2 separate regions of the Homo sapiens genome follow, and region 1 is linked to region 2. Evidence: read pairs that join two places in POLR2A ChIA-PET (ENCODE). Cell type or tissue: CD4-positive, alpha-beta T cell. All regions are shown on one strand. Each heading gives the region's core, and the rest is flanking DNA. Links, peaks and the distances in the headings are about the cores only. Region 1 overlaps NVL (nuclear VCP like). Region 2 has its middle 9.1 kb from the start of CNIH4.

Region 1 (9,987 bases), core at 728-8,727, 120 kb after region 2:
GCCTCCCAAAGTGCTGGGATTACAAGCCTGAGCCACCGCGCCCGACCTAAAGCTCCCTTCTAAACCAGTGCTGAGATATATTATATATAAAATATTCTATGATATTATGGCTCCATAAGATCTCATTGTGTGTTGCATACTCTTAAATATTAATACTATGGAATCCTACTTTCTATTCCAGTTACATTTATTTGAATTATCTGAATAATTCTGGCTCTTGTTCATAGGCATCACCATTAAGTTAAACAATGCAAAGAGGCCTACAAAAAGTTACCAACTTATGAGTGGCAGATCTCTTTGGGTGGTTTTGGATTAAAATCTGATGAGCAGAATATATCTGGCTAGAATACTGTTCTGAAAAAGAACAGAGCCCATCTCATCACTGATCTCTTTAGTGGACCCCTTGAAAGTTTTGAAGTCTTTCAAAGGAAGTTAAGTTCTAAGTCAGTTACCATACGATACTGAGATGTGTATATTTGTGCATTTACTCCATAGGTGAACTCAAGGTTAGTCATAAGCATTTTGAAGAAGCTTTCAAGAAAGTAAGATCATCTATATCAAAAAAGGTAAGCAATGCCATTAAATGCATAGAGAAAGGAAACTAGAATTTTAGACCAGTAGATATGACCTCATGAATTAAACTCTTTTTTTTTTTTTTTGAGACGGAGTCTTGCTCTGTCGTCCATGCTGGAGTGCAGTGGTGCGATCTCTGCTCACTGCAAGCTCTGCCTCCCGGGTTCACACCATTCTCCTGCCTCAGCCTCCCAAGTAGCTGGGACTACAGGTGCCCGCCACCATCCCCGGCTAATTTTTTGCATTTTTAGTAGAGACGGGGTTTCACCATGTTAGCCAGGATGGTCTCGATCTCCTGACCTCGTGATCCGCCCGTCTCTGCCTCCCAAAGTGCTGGGATTACAGGCGTGAGCCACCGCGCCCGGCTGAATTAAACTCTTTTACAGATTGTTTTGTATACTACTTCTACTTCCTAAAAAGAAATTACATGGTTCATTTTGATCTGAAAACAAGCAAAATAATTGCCTTTGTGAGAATGTTCTTGAGAGATTTTAATTTTATATGTTTCTTAGGGACTAGAACACAGTTTTCCTAACTAGATTCTCTAACAACTTTATTCAGAAAGAGAATGACCTCTTCTGCCTCCACAATCTCAGATTTTTTTTTTATTTTTTTGAGACAGAGTCTCGCTCTGTCACCCAGTCTGGAGTGTAGTGGCATGATCTTGGCTCACTGCAACCTCTGCCTCCTGGGTTCAAGCGATTCTTCTGTCTCAGCCTCCTGAGTAGCTGGGACTATAGGTGCGCACCACCATGCCTGGCTAATTTTTTGTATTTTTAGTAGAGACAGGGTTTCACCATATTGGTGAGGCTGGTCTCAAACTCTTGACCTCGTGATCCACCCGCCTTGGCCTCCCAAAGTGCTGGGATTACAGGCGTGAGCCACTGCGCCCAGCCCACAATCTCAGAATTTTAATCATCTGATTCAAGTATTATTTGACCTACTCTACGCTTTTTGATAAATGGCTTTGTATTTCTTGGAGCTAGACTGTACCCAAACTAAGCCATAGGGACTTACCCATACATTTCAGGGAAATAAAAACATCTTCACCATAGGTGGGAGAAGGGTTAAAAAAAAATCACTCTGGAGCTGGGCACAGGGGCTTATGCCTGTTATCTCAGCTACTCAGGAGGCAGAGGTGGGAGAATGGCTTGAGCCCAGGAGTTCAAGATCAGCCTGGGCAACATGGTGAGACCCTGTCTCTACAAAAAAATTAAAACTTAGCCAGGCATGGTGTCATGCACCTGTAGTCCCAGCTACTTAGGAGACCGAGGCAGAAGGATTACTTGAGCCCAGGAGGTTGAGGCTACACTGAGCCATGATCACACCATTGTACTCCAGCCTCGGTTACAGAACGAAACCTTGTCTCAAAAACAAACAAATAAACACAGAAGAAAAAACACACTTCAAGTATTTCTTTGGGATGAATACACAGGAGTGGAATTGCCACCCAACATTTAAAATGTTAATTTGCCAGACGCGGTGGCTCACTTCTGTAATCCCAGCACTTTGGGAGGCTGAGGCGGGCAGATCACGAAGTCAGGAGTTCAAGACCAGCCTGGCCAATATAGTGAAATCTCATCTCTACTAAAAATACAAAAATTAGCTGGGCGCGCACCTGTAGTCCCAGCTACTGCGCACCTGTAGTCCCAGCTACTCAGGAGGCTGAAGCAGAAGAATCGCTTGAACCTGGGAGGCAGAGGTTGCAGTGAGCCAAGATTGCACCACTGCACTCCAGCCTGGGCGACAGATTGAGACTCCGTCTCAAAAAAAAAAATTTTTTTTTAATTTGACCACAGTGAGATTCTACTACACACCTACCACAATGACTAAAATTTAAAATATTGGCAACACTAAATGGTGGCAAGGATATGAAACAGCTGGAACTCTTTTTATTTATTTATTTATTTATTTATTTTTTTGAGACAGAGTTTCACTCTTGTTGCCCAGGCTGGAATGCAATGGCACAATCGCAGCTCACCACAACCTCTGCCTCCTGAGTTCAAGCTATTCTCCTGCTTCAGCCTCCCGAGTAGCTGGGATTACAGGCATGTGCCACCACACCCGGCTAATTTTTTGTATTTTTAGTAGAGACAGGGTTTCTCCATGTTGGTCAGCCTGGTCTCCAACTCCCAACCTCAGGTGATTGGCCCGCCTCAGCCTCCCAAAGTGCTGGGTTACAGGCCTGAGCCACCACGCCTGGCCTGGAACTCTTATACATTGTTGCTGAAAATGTAGATACAACCACACTGGAAAACATTCTGGCAATTTCTTTTTTTTTTTTTTTTTTTTTTGAGACGGAGTCTCGCTCTGTCGCAATGGCGCGATCTCGGCTCACTGCAAGCTCCGCCTCCCAGGTTCACACCATTCTCCTGCCTCAGCCTCCCGAGTAGCTGGGACTACAGGCGCCCGCCACCATGCCCAGCTAATTTTTTTGTATTTTTGTAGAGACAGGGTTTCACCATGTTAGCCAGGATGGTCTCGATCTCCTGACCTCGTGATCCACCCATCTCAGCCTCCCAAAGTGCTGGGATTACAGGTGTGAGCCACCGCGCCCGGCCCATTCTGGCAGTTTCTTATGAATGTTAATGTAGTGTAAGAAGCTTCTACTTTCCCGGCCTGGCGCAGTGGCTCACACCTGTAATCCCAGCACTTTGAGAGGCCGAGGCGGGTGGATCATGAGGTCAGGAGTTTGAGACCATCCTGGCCAACATGGTGAAACCCCATCTCTACTAAAATGCAAAAAATTTGCCGGGCGTAGTGGTGCGCACCTGTAGTTCCAGCTACTCAGGAGGCCGAGGCAGGGGAATCCCTTGAACCCAGGAGGCAGAGATTGCAGTGAGCCGAGATTGCACCGCTGCATTCCAGCCTGGGCGACAGAGTGAGACTCCGTTTCAAAAAACAAAAAAAGAAGCTTCTGCCTTTGCCTCCTTTCCATCTGGATTCAGTGTAGTTTAGAATTGTGCTTTCTTCACTAATTAGATAGACATAAGACTCTTGACCTGATTTTTTAGGAAAACTTGAGTCAACGATTGTGAATGTCATGGAGTCCCCTGTGGAAAGGAGCATGTGTAGGATTTAGATTAGGATTTAGATGCAGGAAGGTAAAATATCACCTCTCTTCAACAGTAAGTTAGTCAGCAGGAGCTACTATGACAAAGTACCACAGACTGGGTGGCTTAAAAAGTGGAAAATTTATTTTCTCACAGTTCTGGAGAGTGTTGGGCAGGATTGGTTCTTCTGGAGCCTTTGTCCTCACTGATGGCTGTCTTCTCCCAGCGCCTGCATGTGCTTTTCCCTCTGCGCACATGCTCTTCCCTCCTGTGCCCTAATCCCCTCTTTTTGTAAGGAGAGCAGTCATATTGGATAAGAGTCTACCTGTATGACCTCATTTTAATCCAGTCTCCTCTATAAAGACCCTCTCTCCAGTTACAATCACATTCTGAGGTCCTGCGGGTGCGGACTGCAGCATGTGAATTTTGGGGGGCACCATTCAGCCCAAAACAAGCAGTGACGGTCTCTGTATTCTGTGTTCTCCCTCCTTTCAGGATCAAATCATGTATGAACGTTTGCAGGAGTCCCTCAGCCGGTGATGTCTCCAGCAGCCGGCTTAGAGGAGCTAGCCCATCAAGCCGGCAGAGAATCCCCCACACGCTCTGAAGGACCCACTTTCAGCTGGACACAGGCGCGGCCTCATGTAAACATTTTATTTTCAAATGAATGAGGCCAAGCTGAAGCTGAAGCTGAAGATTCTTCCCATCTGGCCAGCCTTGTGTGAAAATGCCTTCTTCCTCTTTAAGAAAAAGGACAATTTTTAAACTGCTGAAATAAAATGACTGTTACATTTTTCAAATAAAACTTTTACTTTGAACTATTTTGACTATACAGAAAAGTTACAGAGATCTCCTCCCCCGCCTTCCACAACCATCTAGGAATAAGTGCCAACCTGATGCCCTATCACTCCCAAATACTGTCATGTGTATTTTCTACACTTGAAGATATTCTCCTACATAACCCACCATCAAAGTCAGGGAATTAATACATTGATACATCACTGCCATCTAATCCTCCTCCATTCACGTTCCTCTAGTTGTCCTGATAATGTCCTTTAAAACAGGTCCCTAACCCCCAGGTTGGAGACAGGTACCTATCTGTCTCCTGTTAGGAACCAGGACGCACAGTGGGAGGTTAGTGGTGGGCGAGCGAGCATTACTGCCTTAGCTCCACCTCCTGTTAGATCAGTGGCAGCATTAGACTTTCATAGAAGCGTGAACCCTGTTGTGAACTGTGCACTTGAGGGACCTAGGTTGTACCCTCCTTATGAGAATCTGATGCCTGATGATCTGAGGTGGAACAGTTTCTTCCTGAAACCACCTCCCCTGACCCTGTCTGTGGAAAAATTATCTTCCACGAAACCAGTGCCTGAGCCTAAAAGGTTGGGGACCACTGCTTTAAAAGGAGGCCACTGCAGTTAGTTGCTACATTCTTTAATCTCTTTTAAGCGTGGAACATTTCTTCAGGTTTGACTTTTGACACTTGTGAAGGTTTCAGGCCAGTTACTTTGTAAAATTCCTTGAGTGTGGATGTGTCTGATGTTTTCCTTGTGATTAGACTCAAGTTATGCATCTTTGGCAGATTACAAAGTGACACTGTGCGCTTGTCATGTGGCATGCGATTTCAGTTTGTCCTGTTACTCATGATGTTCACTGTGATCACTTGAGGTAGTTCTTCCAGGTTTCTCACACTACAAAGTTACTCTTTACTCTTTTTTTTTCACTTTGTAATGTATGTGTATTTTATGGGAAGTTACTTTGAAACTCTATAAAGTCCATTCCTCATCAAAGTCAAGTATTACTATTTTTAATATATTATCCATTATTATCATTATGATATTCAAACTGTCCCAGATTTGACTCTCCTTTGGCCTCTATATGTTTGATGAGTCCCTAGGCAATACTTTGTGAAGGGCTTGATTTTTGTTGTGTTCAACTCATAATTTACAGTGTTGCTCACAATATATCCGGAAGTTATATATAGATGGGTCGGGTTACCTACTTTTCTTTCTTCTTAAATTTTTACTTCACCTCATTCTACAAAAATTTTTAGGCTACTTTTAAGAATGTGGACCAGTCACAGTGGCACATGCCTGTAATCCTAGCATGTTTGGGAGGCCTAAGTGGGAGGATCACTTGAGTTCAGGAGTTCGAGAGCAGCCTGGGCAACATAGTGAGACCCCCCACATCTCTACAAAAAGAAAAAAAAATGTTACAAGGCCAGGCGTGGTGGCTTATGCCTGTAATCCCAGCACTAGGCCAAGGCGGGCAGATCGCCTGAGGTCGGGAGTTCTTGACCAACCTGGCCAACATGGTGAAACCCCGTCTCTACTAAAAATATGAAAATTAGCCGGGCGTGGTGGCAGGCACCTGTAATCCCAGCTACTCAGGAAGCTGAGGCAGGAGAATCGCATGAACCCGGAGGCGGAGGTTGCAGTGAGCCAAGATCGCACCACTGCACTCCAGCCTAGGCAACAGAGTGAGACTCTGTCTCAAAAAAAAAAAAAATTTACAAAAAGAATGTGGTGAAAAAATGTTACTAAAAGCAAATCAGGGTTACAAAGGTCAATAAAACAGTCTTTTTTTTTTTCTTTTTTTGAGACGGAGTCTTGCTGTGTTGCCCAGGCTGGAGTGCAGTGGTGCAATCTCGGCTCACTGCAACCTCCACCTCCCGGGTTCCTGCCATTCTCCTGCCTCAGCCTCCCAAGTAGCTGGGACTACAGGTGCCTGCCACCACGCCCGGCTAATTTTTTGTATTTTTAGTAGAGACGGGGTTTCACCGTGTTAGCCAGGATGGTCTCGATCTCCTGACCTTGTTATCCTTCCACCTTGGCCTCCCAAAGTGCTGGGATTACAGGCGTGAGTCACTGTGCCCAGCCAACACAGTCGTTTTTCTGAGGAGTTCGCAGAAGGATTCAGACATCTCAGCAGAGTATGACCATGCCCAGTGAAAGGGCATGAAGAAGAGGGTACCTTAGGACACCAGAAGAGGGAACACCAAAAAAGAAAAAAAAAGGCAAATCAGGATCACATACTAAAGGTAGGTGATTAAGAATGAAGGGAAGCCGGGTGCGGTGGCTCACGCCTGTAATTCCAACATTTTGGGAAGCCAAGGCGGGCGGATCACGAGGTCAAGAGATCAAGACCATCCTGATCAATATGGTGAAACCCCGTCTCTACTAAAAATACAAAAATTAGCTGGGTGTGGTGGCATGGCCTGTAGTCCCAGCTACTCGGGAGGCTGAGGCAAGAGAATTGCTTGAACTCAGGAGGCAGAGGTTGCAGTGAGCCGAGATCGTGCCACTGCACTCCAACCTGGTGACAGAGTGAGACTCTGTCTCAAAAAAAAAAAAAAAAGAATGAAGGGAAAATTGGAATATGCACCAGAAGGTCTTAAATTTGAGGAGCAGATTCAACTCTGCTTGACATCCACCCAATCCTGAGAAACACAGTCAGGTATATCATAGATGTGGGTTATGAGAAAAAGCAAAAATCTTCTTGACTATTAAATGTTAGGTCTAAGTATCCAACTTGCTGGTAGTTTAGCTTAACCTCGACATAAAATGTAGAACGCATAAGAGAGCAGACTGGCTGCGTGTTCGTTGGCTTTGCCAGTCAGGTATGGTACATGTTGAACAGCAGGCAGATACTGCGACAGGTAGTGTGACAGTGGATGTTGCCAGCACTTCTGCAAATGGAAGGGAAGATCATATTTTTCAGCATGATCTGTGTACTACACACTGCCAAATGTTATCTTAACGCTCCCAACTCATACTAGGGATCAAATAGAGTTATCCCCATATCATCAAAAAGAACAAGGTTCAGAGCCTGTTCAAGGGGACTCGCGGAACAGTCTGAATTCTGGTCTACAGCGGTCTAACTTTTCTTTCTCTTGTGAAAAAGATCCAGTCCTCTGTTCAGAAACTCCCGGAATTATGTCCTCTGTTCTAGCACTGTCAAAGATTTAGCCATTTCATTAAACACTTTGTACTGAGCATTACTAACATAATGGTGAACAAACTCAGAACTTAATGCCCAGTGTGGTGTGTGTGGCAGAGAGCTTATCGCCCTATAATGTCCATTCTTTTCTTCTACCTTTTAGTAAGAAGGGCTCTTGCTGCCAGGAAAGTGACTAACAAACATCTGGCTAGTATAATATAAACAGAAGCGATGGGAACAGCTTCTGGTTACATCCTTATAAGGAAGTGACTTGGGTTGCATTAACCCATCATTAACTCAGGGCAGCCTACATTGAACTCAACACACCTTCTCCCAGAAGCAAAGACCCTGGCTATGTCCTTGAAAAGTCATAACTTGTTTAAAAAAGAAGGTGCTACCTGTCATTTTAACTCCATGCTGCCCTTCCCGGGACTAGAGAGTGATGAGCTGATGATGAACCTGTTTTGGCCTTGTAAATGGAGACAACATCCTAGGGAATGACAAAGTAATAAAACACAAGAAACCAGGATCGTGGGCAACCCTTGCAGCAGAGTTTCCTCAACCCTCAGATGGTCATTTGCCTCACTTGTGTGTGTGATCTTTATATTGCTTAAGCTATTTATATTTTGGTCTGTGTGAAAGGAGCCAAATTCATATCCAACTTAATACAGATAAAGAGACAGTCACAAAACAGTGTGAGAAGGGCTGAAAAGGGATAAGAATAGTCACCAAGCGAAGAGCACAGGGTAGGAGCAGCTAGTCCATAATTGGAATTGGAAGGTTCTCCCAAGAATGCAATGTGTCAGCGGAATCCTGAAGGCAAAGAAGATGAAGGAAGGAGGTAAATGACCTGAGCAGAGAACAAAGGCCTGGATAAGGGAGGGGCTGGTGTCAGTGGGAAGAAGCAGGTGGTCTCTCATGTTTGTATGTAGGTTATTGCTGAAAACATGTCCAAGTAGTATTTACTGGAAGATCTTATTTCCAAAAGGTAAAAATGTTGTAAAATGCCTTATTACCCTAAAAAGTATAAGTAGATATAACTTAGGTAAAAGTATAGTATTCTATACTTTGTATCTGTCACTATTCTAGATCTCACTGTTTGAACTCAGGAACTGAACAGATTTGGATACATTTTTTGGACAAATCCCTCACTATTTGAAATTGCACTACTCACCTTCCAAAGCTGAGAAGCCAAATAGATTTGGGTGAGATGGTATTGCTCATGATTCAGACTCTAACCTTATCACTTTTGCTTTGGATTATGAGACTTACGCTTATCACTATTATCAGCATTTGTTTTTCTTTTTCTTTCTTTTTTTTTGGTGACGGAGTCTCCCTCTGTTGCCCAGGCTGGAGTGTAGTGGCATGATCTCGGCACACTGCAACCTCTGCCTCCCAGGTTCAAGGGATTCTCCTGCCTCAGCCTCCCGAGTAGCTAGGATTGCAGCCGCGTGCCACCACACCCGGCTGATTTTTGTATTTTTAGTAGAGACGAGGTTTCACCATGTTGACCAGGCAGATCTTGAACTCCTGGACTTAAGTGATCCACCCACCTCAGCCTCTCAAAGTGCTGGGATTACAGGCGTGAGCACCTGTGCCTGGCCAAGGGCAAGGATTCTGTCAGTCAGTGTCTCTGTAGCACCCAGCCCGGATTCTGGCATGCAGGAAGCATTGAATAAAGTGAAGTGAATGAACTGTTCTTCAACAACATGTTTGTCCAAATTAGACTGCTGGGGCACAGCTCCTCCAGGTGAGAATTTTTAATGTTTGCTCACCAGGTAATAGAAGTTTGACTTTGTCATATGAACCAGACACAGTGGCTCATGCCTGTAATCCCAATGCTTTGGGAGGCCGAGGCAGGCAAATCACCTGAGGTCAGGAGTTTGAGACTAGCCTGGTCAACATGAATCCCCATACCTACTACAAATACAAAAATTAGCCAAGCATGGTGGTGTGTGCCTGTAATCCCAGCTACTCAGGAGGCTGAGGCAGAAGGATTGCTTGAACCCAGGAGGCAGAGGTTGCTGTGAGCTGAGATCATGCCATTGCACTCTAGCCTGGGCAACAATAGCGAAACTCTGTCTCAAAAATAAAAAGAAGTTTGATTTTGTCATATGAAAAATGATAAAGACCTGGGTGCAGTGGCTCATGCCTGTAATCCCAACACTTTGGGAGCCAAGGCAGGTGGATCACGTGAGCTCAGGAATTCCAGACTAGCCTGGGCAACATGGTGAAAAAACCCCGTTTCTACAAAAAATGCAAAAATTAGCTGGGTGTGGTTGTGACTGCCTGTAGTCCCAGCTACTTGGGAGGCTGAGGTGGGAGGATCACTTGAGCACAGAAGGTTGAGGCTGCAGTGAGCCATGTTTGTGCCACTGCACTCCAGCCTGGGTGACAAAGCAAGACCCAAAAAAATAAAAAC
Region 2 (9,987 bases), core at 552-8,551:
GGCCCCGCCGGCCCTGGGCAGTGAGAGGCTTAGCACCTGGGCCAGCAGCTGCTGTGCTCAATTTCTCACCGGGCCTTAGTTGCCTTCCCGCCGGGCAGGGCTCGGGACCTGCGGCCCGCCATGCCTGAGCCTCCCCGACCTCCGTGGGCTCCTGTACGGCCCGAGCCTCCCCGACGAGCGCCGCTCCCTGCTCCACGGCGCCCAGTCCCATCCACCACCCAAGGGCTGAGGAATGCCGGCGCACGGCACGGGACTGGCAGGCAGCTCCACCTGCAGCCCCCGTGGTGAATCCACTGGGTGAAGCCAGCTGGGCTCCTGAGTCTGGTGGGGACGTGGAGAACCTTTATGTCTAGCTAAGGGATTGTAAATACACCAATTGGCACTCTGTATCTAGCTCAAGGTTTGTAAACACACCAATCAGCACCCTGTGTCTAGCTCAGGGTTTGTGAATGCACCAATCGACAATCTGTATGTAGCTACTCTGGTCGGGACTTGGAGAACCTTTATGTCTAGCTCAGGGATTGTAAATACACCAATCGGCACTCTGTATCTAGCTCAAGGTTTGTAAACACACCAATCAGCACCCTGTGTCTAGCTCAGAGTTTGTGAATGCACCAGTCCACCCTCTGTATCTAGCTACTCTGGTGCGGATGTGGAGAACGTTTGTGTCTAGCTCAGGGATTGTAAAGGCACCAATCAGCACCCTGTCAAAACAGACCACTGGGCTCTACCAATCAGCAGGATGTGGGTGGGGCCAGATAAGAGAATAAAAGCAGGCTGCCCCAGCGAGCAGTGGCAACCCACTCGGGTCCACTTCCACAGTGTGGAAGGTTTGTTCTTTTGCTCTTTGCAATAAATCCTGCTGTTTGTCACTCTTTGGGTCCACGCTGCCTTTATGAGCTGTGACAGCGCGAAGGTCTGTAGCTTCACTCCTGAGCCAGTGAGACCACGAACCCACCGGAAGGAGGAAACTCCGAACACATCTGAACATCAGAAGGAACAAATTCCAAATGTGCCACCTTAAGAGCTGTAACACCACGAGGGTCCGTGGCTTCATTCTTAAAGTCAGTGAGACCAAAAACCCACCAATTCTGGACAGAACACGTTTGATCAAGCTTGTTCAGCCCATTGCCCATACGCCACATGTGGTCCAGAACGGCATTGAATGCAATCTACCATAAATTTATAAACTTTATTAAAACGTTATGAAATTGTTTTTGCCATTTTTTTTATTTCATCTCATCAGCTATCATTAGTGTTAGTGTGTTTTATATGTGGCCCAGGACAATTCTTCCAGTGTGGCCCAAAGAAGCCAAAAGATTAGACACCCCTGCTTTAGATTATGATAAAAGTAACAGATTTTATTAATTTTTATATCCCAATACTTTCTATTCTATAAATAGCTGGTGGTTAATAAATGGTTCCTGAATGAATGATCCACACTATCATGACAGATTTTATTTATATTAGTCCAGATTTTATCAAAATCATAAACCTCATCTCACATGTATTCCCCGAGATGGAGTAGGAAATACAAGCTATTTCGCATTTTTTTTTTTTTTTTTTTTGAGGCAAGAGTCCCACTCTGTCGCCCAGGCTAGAGTGCAGTAATGCCATCTCAGCTCGCTGCAACCTCCGCCTCCCCAGTTCAAGTGGCTGGGACTACAGGCACATGCCACCATGCAACAATAGTAGCATTTTTTGCAGAAATCTTAACCATATTCCAAAATTTATATGAAAAGACAAAGCTAATTTTTGTGTTTTCAGTTGAGACGGGGTTTCGCCATGTTGGCCAGGCTGGTCTCAAACTCCTGGCCTCAAGTGATCTGCCCACCTTGGCCTGCCAAAGTGCTGGGATTACAAGCGTGAGCCACTGTGCTGGACCATATTTCACATTCTTTATCTGCTATTTTATCCTGGGAAAATTTTAAAAGCTGGTACCATAATCAGTGGTAATGATTGAATTACCATAAAATTAAGATAGCCGCTGTCTCTTATCCTACTTAAAAAATGGGCTCTCCCTCTCCCTCTCCCTCTCCCTCTCCCTCTCCCTCTCCCTATCCCTATCCCTCTCCCGTCTCCCTCTCCCGTCTCCCACTTTCCACGGTCTCCCTCTGATGTCCAGCCGAGGCTGGACTGTACTGCCGCCATCTCAGCTCACTGCAACCTCCCTGCCTGATTCTCCTGCCTCAGCCTGCCGAGTGCCTGGGATTGCAGGCGTGCGCCGCCACACCTGACTGGTTTTTGTATTTTTTGGTGGAGACGGGGTTTCGCAGTGTTGGCCGGACTGGTCTCCAGCTCCTGACCGCGAGTGATCTGCCCGCCTGTGCCTCCCACGGTGCCGGGATTGCAGACAGAGTCTCGCTCACTCAGTGCTCAATCTTGCCCAGGCTGGAGTGCAGTGGCGTGATTTTGGCTCGCTACAACCTCCACCTCCCAGCCGCCTGCCTTGGCCTCCCAAAGTGCCGAGATTGCAGCCTCTGCCCGGCAGCCACCCCGTCTGGGAAGTGAGGAGCGTCTCTGCCTGGCCGCCCATCGTCTGGGATGTGAGGAGCCCCTCTGCCCAGCCGCCCAGTCTGGGAAGTGAGGAGTGCCTCTTCCCAGCTGCCATCCCATCTAGGAAGTGAGGAGCGTCTCTGCCCGCCGCCCATCCTCTGAGATGTGGGAAGCTCCTCTGCCCCGATGCCCCGTCTGGGATGTGAGGAGCGCCTCTGCCTGGCCGCGACCCCATCTGGGATCTGAGGAGTGTCTCTGCCCGACTGCCACCCCGTCTGGGAGGTGAGGAGCGTCTCTGCCTGGCCGCCCCGTCTGAGAAGTGAGGAGCCCCTCCGCCCAGCAGCCGCCCCGTCTGGGAAGTGAGGAGCATCTCCGCCCGGCAGCCGCCCCGTCCAGGAGGGAGGTGGGGGGCAGCCCCCGCCCGGCCAGCCGCCCCGTTCGGGAGGTGGGGGGCGCCTCTGCCCGGCCACCCCGTCTGGGAGGTGAGGAGCCCCTCTGCCCGGCCGCCACCCCGTCTGGGAGGTGTACCCAACAGCTCATTGAGAACGGGCCATGATGACGATGGCGGTTTTGTCGAATAGAAAAGGGGGAAATGGGAAAAGAAAGAGAGATCAGATTGTTACTGTGTCTGTGTAGAAAGAAGTAGACATAGGAGACTCCATTTTGTTCTGTACTAAGAAAAATTATTCTGCCTTGGGATGCTGTTAATCTATAACCTTACCCCCAACCCCGTGCTCTCTGAAACATGTGCTGTGTCCACTCAGGGTTAAATGGATTAAGGGCGGTGCAAGATGTGCTTTGTTAAACAGATGCTTGAAAGCAGCATGCTCCTTAAGAGTCATCACCACTCCCTAATCTCAAGTACCCAGGGACACAAACACTGCGGAAGGCCGCAGGGTCCTCTGCCTAGGAAAACCAGAGACCCTTGTTCACATGTTTATCTGCTGACCTTCCCTCCACTATTGTCCTATGACCCTGCCAAATCCCCCTCTCCGAGAAACACCCAAGAATGATCAATAAATACTAAAAAAAAAAAAAAAAAAAAAAAAAAGATTGAGCTGAAACAACCAGAAAAAAACTATGAAAACATGAGCCTCAATCTCTACCTCACATCATACACAAAAATTAATTAGCAATATGCGATAAACCTAAATGTGTAAGTTAAAACTGTAACTCTTCCAGAAGAAAATTTAGAACATCTTTACAACCTTAGGCAAAAGTTTTAAGTAGATGTGTGAATGGTCAATAAGTACATGTAGCAGTGCTCAGCAGAGAAATGCTTTAAAACTGCAATTAGATACTACTTCACACTTAGGAGAATAGCTTTAAAAAAAAAAAAAACCCTGACAACACCAAATGTTCACAGAGAAATGAAGCAACATGTATTAAACAATACTGGTGAAAGTAAAAAAAAAAAAAAAAAAAAAAAAAAAGGTTGCAATGTCTCAACTACAAGGAATACAAAATTTGGGAGAAAGAAATTATCAGGATAAAAAACAATAAATGGTGTTTGTGTGTTAATATAATTTTTGTTTTAAAATACATGTTCTATTAGCGAGGCATGGTGTAACATGTCTATAGTCCAAGTGACTCAAGAGGCTGAGATGGGAGGATCACTTGAGACCAGGGGGTCGAGGCTGCAGTTAGCCATGATCATGCCACTGCACTTCATCCTGGGGAACAGAGCGAGACCTTGCCTCAAAAAAATATAATATAATAAAATACATAAGTAAAATAAAATATGTGTTATATTTTAAAAGTATAAACTGAACCGTTAGGGTTTCTGGTTTAGCACGTACAGACCTAAAAGTAGCAACTCTGTTCTTACAAGTAAAAACCCAAACAAACTGAAAAATCAAAAACTCTTCTTAGATCCATCAAAGAAGTGAAGTCATAGGGCAAACCCTCAATCTTCCTGTTTTCATTGTTGCACCTTGTTTTTCTTCTGTTATGTCTAGTCAGCACAATAAGGCAAGAAAAAAATATTTATAGGCTGGAAATGAAGTAATCAATTTTGTCTACATAGACTGTATTATTAGCAAAGAGAGGACACAAGGTTAACACACAAAAATTAATTGCATTTCCATATACTAGCAATTGCCAGTTAAAAATCAAAACAGTAGGCTAGGCATGGTGGTTCATGCCTGTAATCTCAGCACTTTGGGAGGCCAAGGCAGGCAGATCACCTGAGGTCAGGAGTTCGAGACCAGCCTGGCCAACATGGTGAAAACCCATCTCTACTAAAAATATAAAAATTAGCCAGACATGGTGGGGGGCACCTGTCATCCCAGCTACTGGGGAGGTTGAGGCAGGAGAATAGCTTGAATCCGGGAGGTGGAGGTTGCAGTGAGACCAGATCACACCACTGCACTCCAGCCTGGGTGACAGAGACCCTGTCTCAAAAAAAAAAAAAAAATCCAAACAGTACTACTTATAATATCATAAAAAATCATGAAATACTTAGGAATAAGTCTATTAAGATATCTCCGGGATCTGTATGTGATAAATACAAGACACTGATGAAATAAAAGAAAACCTAAATAGGTCAGATGCAGTGGCTCATGCCTGTAATCCCAGCACTTTGGGAAGCCAAGGTGGGTAGATCACTTGAGCCCAGAGGTTGGAGACCAGCCTAGGCAATATGGTGAAACCCCATCTCTACAAAAAATGCAAAAATTAGCCAGCCGTGTGGTGTGTCTGTAGTCTCAGCTATTTGGGAGGCTGAGTTGGGTGGATGACTTGAGCCTGGCAGGTTGAGCTACAGTGAGCAATGATCACACCAGTGCACTCCAGCCTGGGTGAGACAGCAAGACCCAGAAGAAAAAAAAAAGAAAGAAAAAGAAAGAAAGAAAGACAGACAGACAGAAAGAAAGAAAGAAAGAGAGAAAAGAGAAAACCTAAATAAAATCTAAAAACCTAAAAAAAAAAAATCATGTTCATGGATTAGAAGACTCAATATTGTTAAAATGTCGGTTCTTCCAAAACAGATCTATAGGTTCAATGCAATCCAATTAAAACAATATTAGCATTTTTGTAGAAATCTTAACCGTATTCTAAAATTTATATGGAAAGACAAAGGAATTTCAACAGCCAAGACAATTTTGAAAAAGAGCAAAGTTGAAGGGCTCACACTACCTGATTTCAAGATGTACTAAGGGCTACCACAATCAAAACACTGTGATATTCATGAAAGGAGAGATAGATGCATAGATATTTTGGAACAAAATTAAGAATATAGAAATAGACCCACAAATATATGGTCAATTAATTTTTTTGATAAACATACAAAGACGATTTAACGGAGAAGCTATATTCTTTTCCAGAACAAACTGTTCTGGAACCACTAAACAGCCATATACAACAACAACAAAAACTTTGGCTCATACCTCTCACCTTATTCACAAATTTAAAAATAGAATCATAGTATAAAGGAAAAAAATGTGATCTTGGTACAATCTTGGCAACCCTATATGCAGTAAAGCAGGAAAGCAATATCTTCAATCTTCTTACACAGAAATTCAGTCAATATTGATTGAATATCTGCATCAATAAACCTAATTGACACAGAATTTATCTTCCTTCCATCCAGTGCCAAACACAAATGCCACATAAAAAGCAACATTAAAAAATAAACACTAGGTCAGGCATGGTGGCTCACACGTTACCCCAGTACTTTGGGAGGCCAGGGCAGCAGGATCTTGAACTCACTTGAAGCCAAGAGTTCAAGACTAGCCTGGGTAAAACCCTCTCTCTACAAAAATAAAATTTTAAAAAAACAGCTGAGTGTGGTAGTACATGCGTGTATTCCCAGTAACTTGGGAGGCTGAGTCAGGAGGATCACTTGAGCCCAGGAGTTTGAGGTTACAGTGAGCTGTGGTCCCACCAATCTACACCAGCCTGAGTGACAAGAGCAAGATCCCAACTCAAAAACAAAAATAAAAATAATTTTAAAAATAAACAGTAAACTTATTCATTAAAAGGTGGGATTACCCTAGTTTCATAAACCCAAATTAGAGGAATCAGTGAAGCAGAGCTGAAAAACCCTTGAGGGAATTGTAACTACTCATGGATCGAACAATTGCCAACTGGGACTTTATTGTCCAAGTAGGGAACAGAGTCAAAAACTGAAACCTCATAAGCAAGGAAAATATGGCATTGATTACAGGAATCCTATGGATCAGTCCCATGTATAAGCAGGGTTTATGATTAATAAAGAGATACAAAAAGCAAATGAACATTTCAAAAAAGCTTCACTTTGGGTAAAAAAACAAAATTCCCCAAAAGAGGCCAGGCACAGTGGCTCACGCCTGTAATCCCAGCACTTTGGGAGGCTGAAGCGGGCAGATCACCTGAGGTCAAGAGTTTGAGATCAGCCTGGCCACAGGCTGAAACCCCATCTCTACTAAAAATACTAAAAAAGAAAAATTAGACAGGTGTGGTGTTGGGCGCCTGTAATCCCATCTACTCGAGAGGCTGAGGCAGGAGAATCGCTTGACCCTGGGAGGGGGAGGTTGCAGTGAGCTAATGACACTGCACTCCAGCCTGCGTGACAAGATCAAGATGCCATCTCAAAAAAAAAAAAAAAAAAAAAAGAAGAGAAAGGCTGGGCACGGTGGCTCACATCTGTAATCCCAGCACTTTGGGAAGCCGAGGGGGGCAGATCACCTGAGGTTGGGAGTTCAAGACCAGCCTGACCAACATGGAGAAGCCCCCATCTCTACTAAAAATACAAAATTAGCCAGGGGTGGTGGCGCATGCCTGTAATCCCAGCTACTCAAGAGGCTAAGGCAGGAGAATCACTTGAACCAGGGAGGCAGAGGTTGTGGTGAGCCAAGATTACACCATTGCACTCCAGGCTGGGCAAAAAGAGTGAAACTCCATCTCAAAAAAAAAAGAAATTTCCCAAAAGAAATCAGAGGTCCAGGTCAGGACCATGGTTATAAATATGACTTGAATTCACATTTACACTGCACACATGGGATTGCTGTCTAAAGTATAAAATTAACAACAACAAAAATATTCTTGAAAAAGAGAAACGTCACTGAATGCAAATTACCAATTGTGCATAAAGAAAAACGATTCAGATATATAAGGTAATATGAATAAATATGCACTTAAAAATACTAGAGAGTTGTGCACAGTGGTGTGTACCTGTAGTCCCAGCTACCTGGGAAGCTGAGACAGGAGAATCACGTAAGCCCAGGAGTTCGAGGCTGTAGTACACTATAATTGTGTTTGTGAGTAGCCACTATACTCTAACCTGGGCAACATAGTGAGACCTCATCTCTAAAAAAAAAGAAAATGTAGGAAAAAAAACCTGGAAATTACCTGACAATTATGAACAGGCAAATAGATAAACAAATTGTGGCATAATCATAAAATAGAATAATAGTAATGAAAACAATGAACTACTGATATACACAAAACATGGATATCTCAAAGGTAATATATTGATCAGCAGAAGTCAAAAACAGACTGAGGGCCTGGGATCATGCCTGTAATTCCAGGACTTTGGGAGTCCAAGGCAGGAGGATCACTTGAGGCCAGCAGTTCAAGAGCAGCCTGGCCAACGTGGTGAAATCCCGTCTCTACTAAAAACACAAAAATTAGCCAGACATGGTGGCAGGCACCTGTAATCCCAGCTACTTGGGAGGCTAATGCAGAAGAATCTCTTGAACCTGGGAGGTGGAGGTTGCAGAGAGCTGAGATTGTGTCACTGCACTCCAGCCTGGGCAACAGAGGGAGACTCCATCCCCCTACCCACCCTCAAAAAAGAAACCGACCAAGGCAGTGGCTCAAGCCCATAATCCCAGCACTTTGGGAGGCTGAAGTGGGCAGATCACATGAGCCAGGAGTTCAAAACCAGCCTGGGCAAGGCAAAATCCCATCTCTATAAAAAATCCAGAAAAACAAAAAAGAGAAAAATTGTCCAGGCATGGTAGTGTGCACCTGTAGTCCCAGCTACTTGGAAGGCTGAGGTGGGAGAACGCTGAGCCTGTCAGGTCGAGGCTGCAGTGAGCTGTGATCACACCCCTGCACTACAGCCTGGGTGACAGAGAAAGACCCCATCTCAAAAACAAAACACAACCCTAAAATGTCCAGTTTTCAACAACAGAAAAATAGGTATGCAAAGAAACAAGAACGTTTCTACACAACCAAGGACCTCAACAAATCCCAAGTAGGATAAGCTCAAAGAGAGTCCTTCTGAGACAAATCATAATCAAACGTTTTTTTGAGACAAGGTCTCATTCTGTCACCCAGCCTGGAGTGTGGTTGCATGAACATAGCTCATTGTAACCTCAAAATCCTAGGCTCAAGCAATCCTCCTGCCTTGGCCTCCCAAAGGGCTGGGATTACAAGCATAAGCCATCACGCAGGCCATATTCAAACCATTGAAAGCCGAAGAAGGAATTCAGAAGGTAACAAGAGAGAAGCAATTAATTATATACCAGTGATGCTCAATAAGATTAACAGCTGATTTCTCATCAGAAACCATGGAGGCTAGGTGGCACTGGAATAACATAAAGTGTAGAAAGAAGGGAAAAAACTCTCCAAACAAAGAATTTTATGTCCAGCAAAATGATTCTTAAAAAGTGAAAGGAGGGCCGGTCATGGTGGGTCACGCCTGTAATCCCAGCACTTTGGGAGGCCAAGGCAGGCAGATCACTTGAGGTCAGGAGTTTGAGACCAGACTGGCCAACATGGTGAAACCCCATCTCTACTAAAAATGCAAAAAATTAGTTGGGCGTGGTGGTGGGCACTTGTAATCCCAGCTACTGAGGAGGCTGAGGCAGGAGAATTGCTTGAACCCAGGAAGCGGAGCTTGCAGTGAGCCAAGATCATGCCATTGCACTCCAGTCTGCACAACAAGAGCGAAACCCTGTCTCAAAAAAAAGAAAAGAAAAGAAAAGAAAAAGTGAAAGGAAAACATAAGACCTAAAACTATAAAACTCCTACATGAAAAACATAGGGGAAAATCTTTATGATATTGGATTTGGCAATAATTTCTTACATACAACACCAAAAGCATGTGCAACAAAAAGAAAAAAATAGACAAATGGGACTACATCAGACTTAAAACTTTCATGCATCAAACAACATAACCAACAATGTGAAAAGGCAAGCTATAGAATGGGAGAAAATATTTGCAAGTCATATATCTGATGAGATTAATATTCAAAATATAGAGAGAACTTCTCAGCCTGGGCAACAAAATGAGAACCCGTATCTACAGCAAAAAAAATAATTAGCTGGGCATACTGGCACACACCTGTAGCCCCAGATTCTCAGAAGGCTGAAGCAGGAAAATTGCTTGAGCCCAGGAGTTCAAGGCTGCAGTGAGCTATGATGGTGCCACTGCACTGAAGTCTAGGTGATAGAGCGGGACCCTAACTCTTAAAAAAGAAAAAGAAAAAAAAAAACTATAATAAAACAAATAACCTGGCTAGGTGCAGTGGCTCACACTTGTAACACTTTGGGAGGTGGAGGCGG

The links. ChIA-PET counts read pairs that join two places held together with the same protein. Peaks named below come from ENCODE experiments on the same cell type or tissue, not always from the same donor. Only the 100,000 strongest peaks of a DNase experiment are listed, where the experiment ranks them.
Region 1: POLR2A ChIA-PET joins it to region 2 with 6 read pairs; 5 of 35 experiments call an interaction of 5 or more read pairs at or near these places.

What each region holds. Positions count from the first base shown.
Region 1 is chr1:224,221,805-224,231,791 of GRCh38, reverse strand. NVL (nuclear VCP like) reads left to right here. Exons shown (of 23, transcript NM_002533.4): 22 at 496-566; 23 at 4,122-4,447. The coding sequence ends at 4,166. It overlaps LOC101927164 (a long non-coding RNA gene), which reads right to left. Exons shown (of 3, transcript NR_110668.1): 2 at 7,964-8,378; 3 at 3,749-4,366. Among named protein-coding and RNA genes, the nearest start is that of MIR320B2, 30 kb to the left of the region's middle. In CD4-positive, alpha-beta T cell, for the core only: no CTCF peak of the experiment used is centred there; no DNase peak of the experiment used is centred there.
Region 2 is chr1:224,342,768-224,352,754 of GRCh38, reverse strand. No RefSeq gene overlaps it. Among named protein-coding and RNA genes, the nearest start is that of CNIH4, 9.1 kb to the left of the region's middle. In CD4-positive, alpha-beta T cell, for the core only: no CTCF peak of the experiment used is centred there; a DNase peak (open chromatin) is centred at 4,394.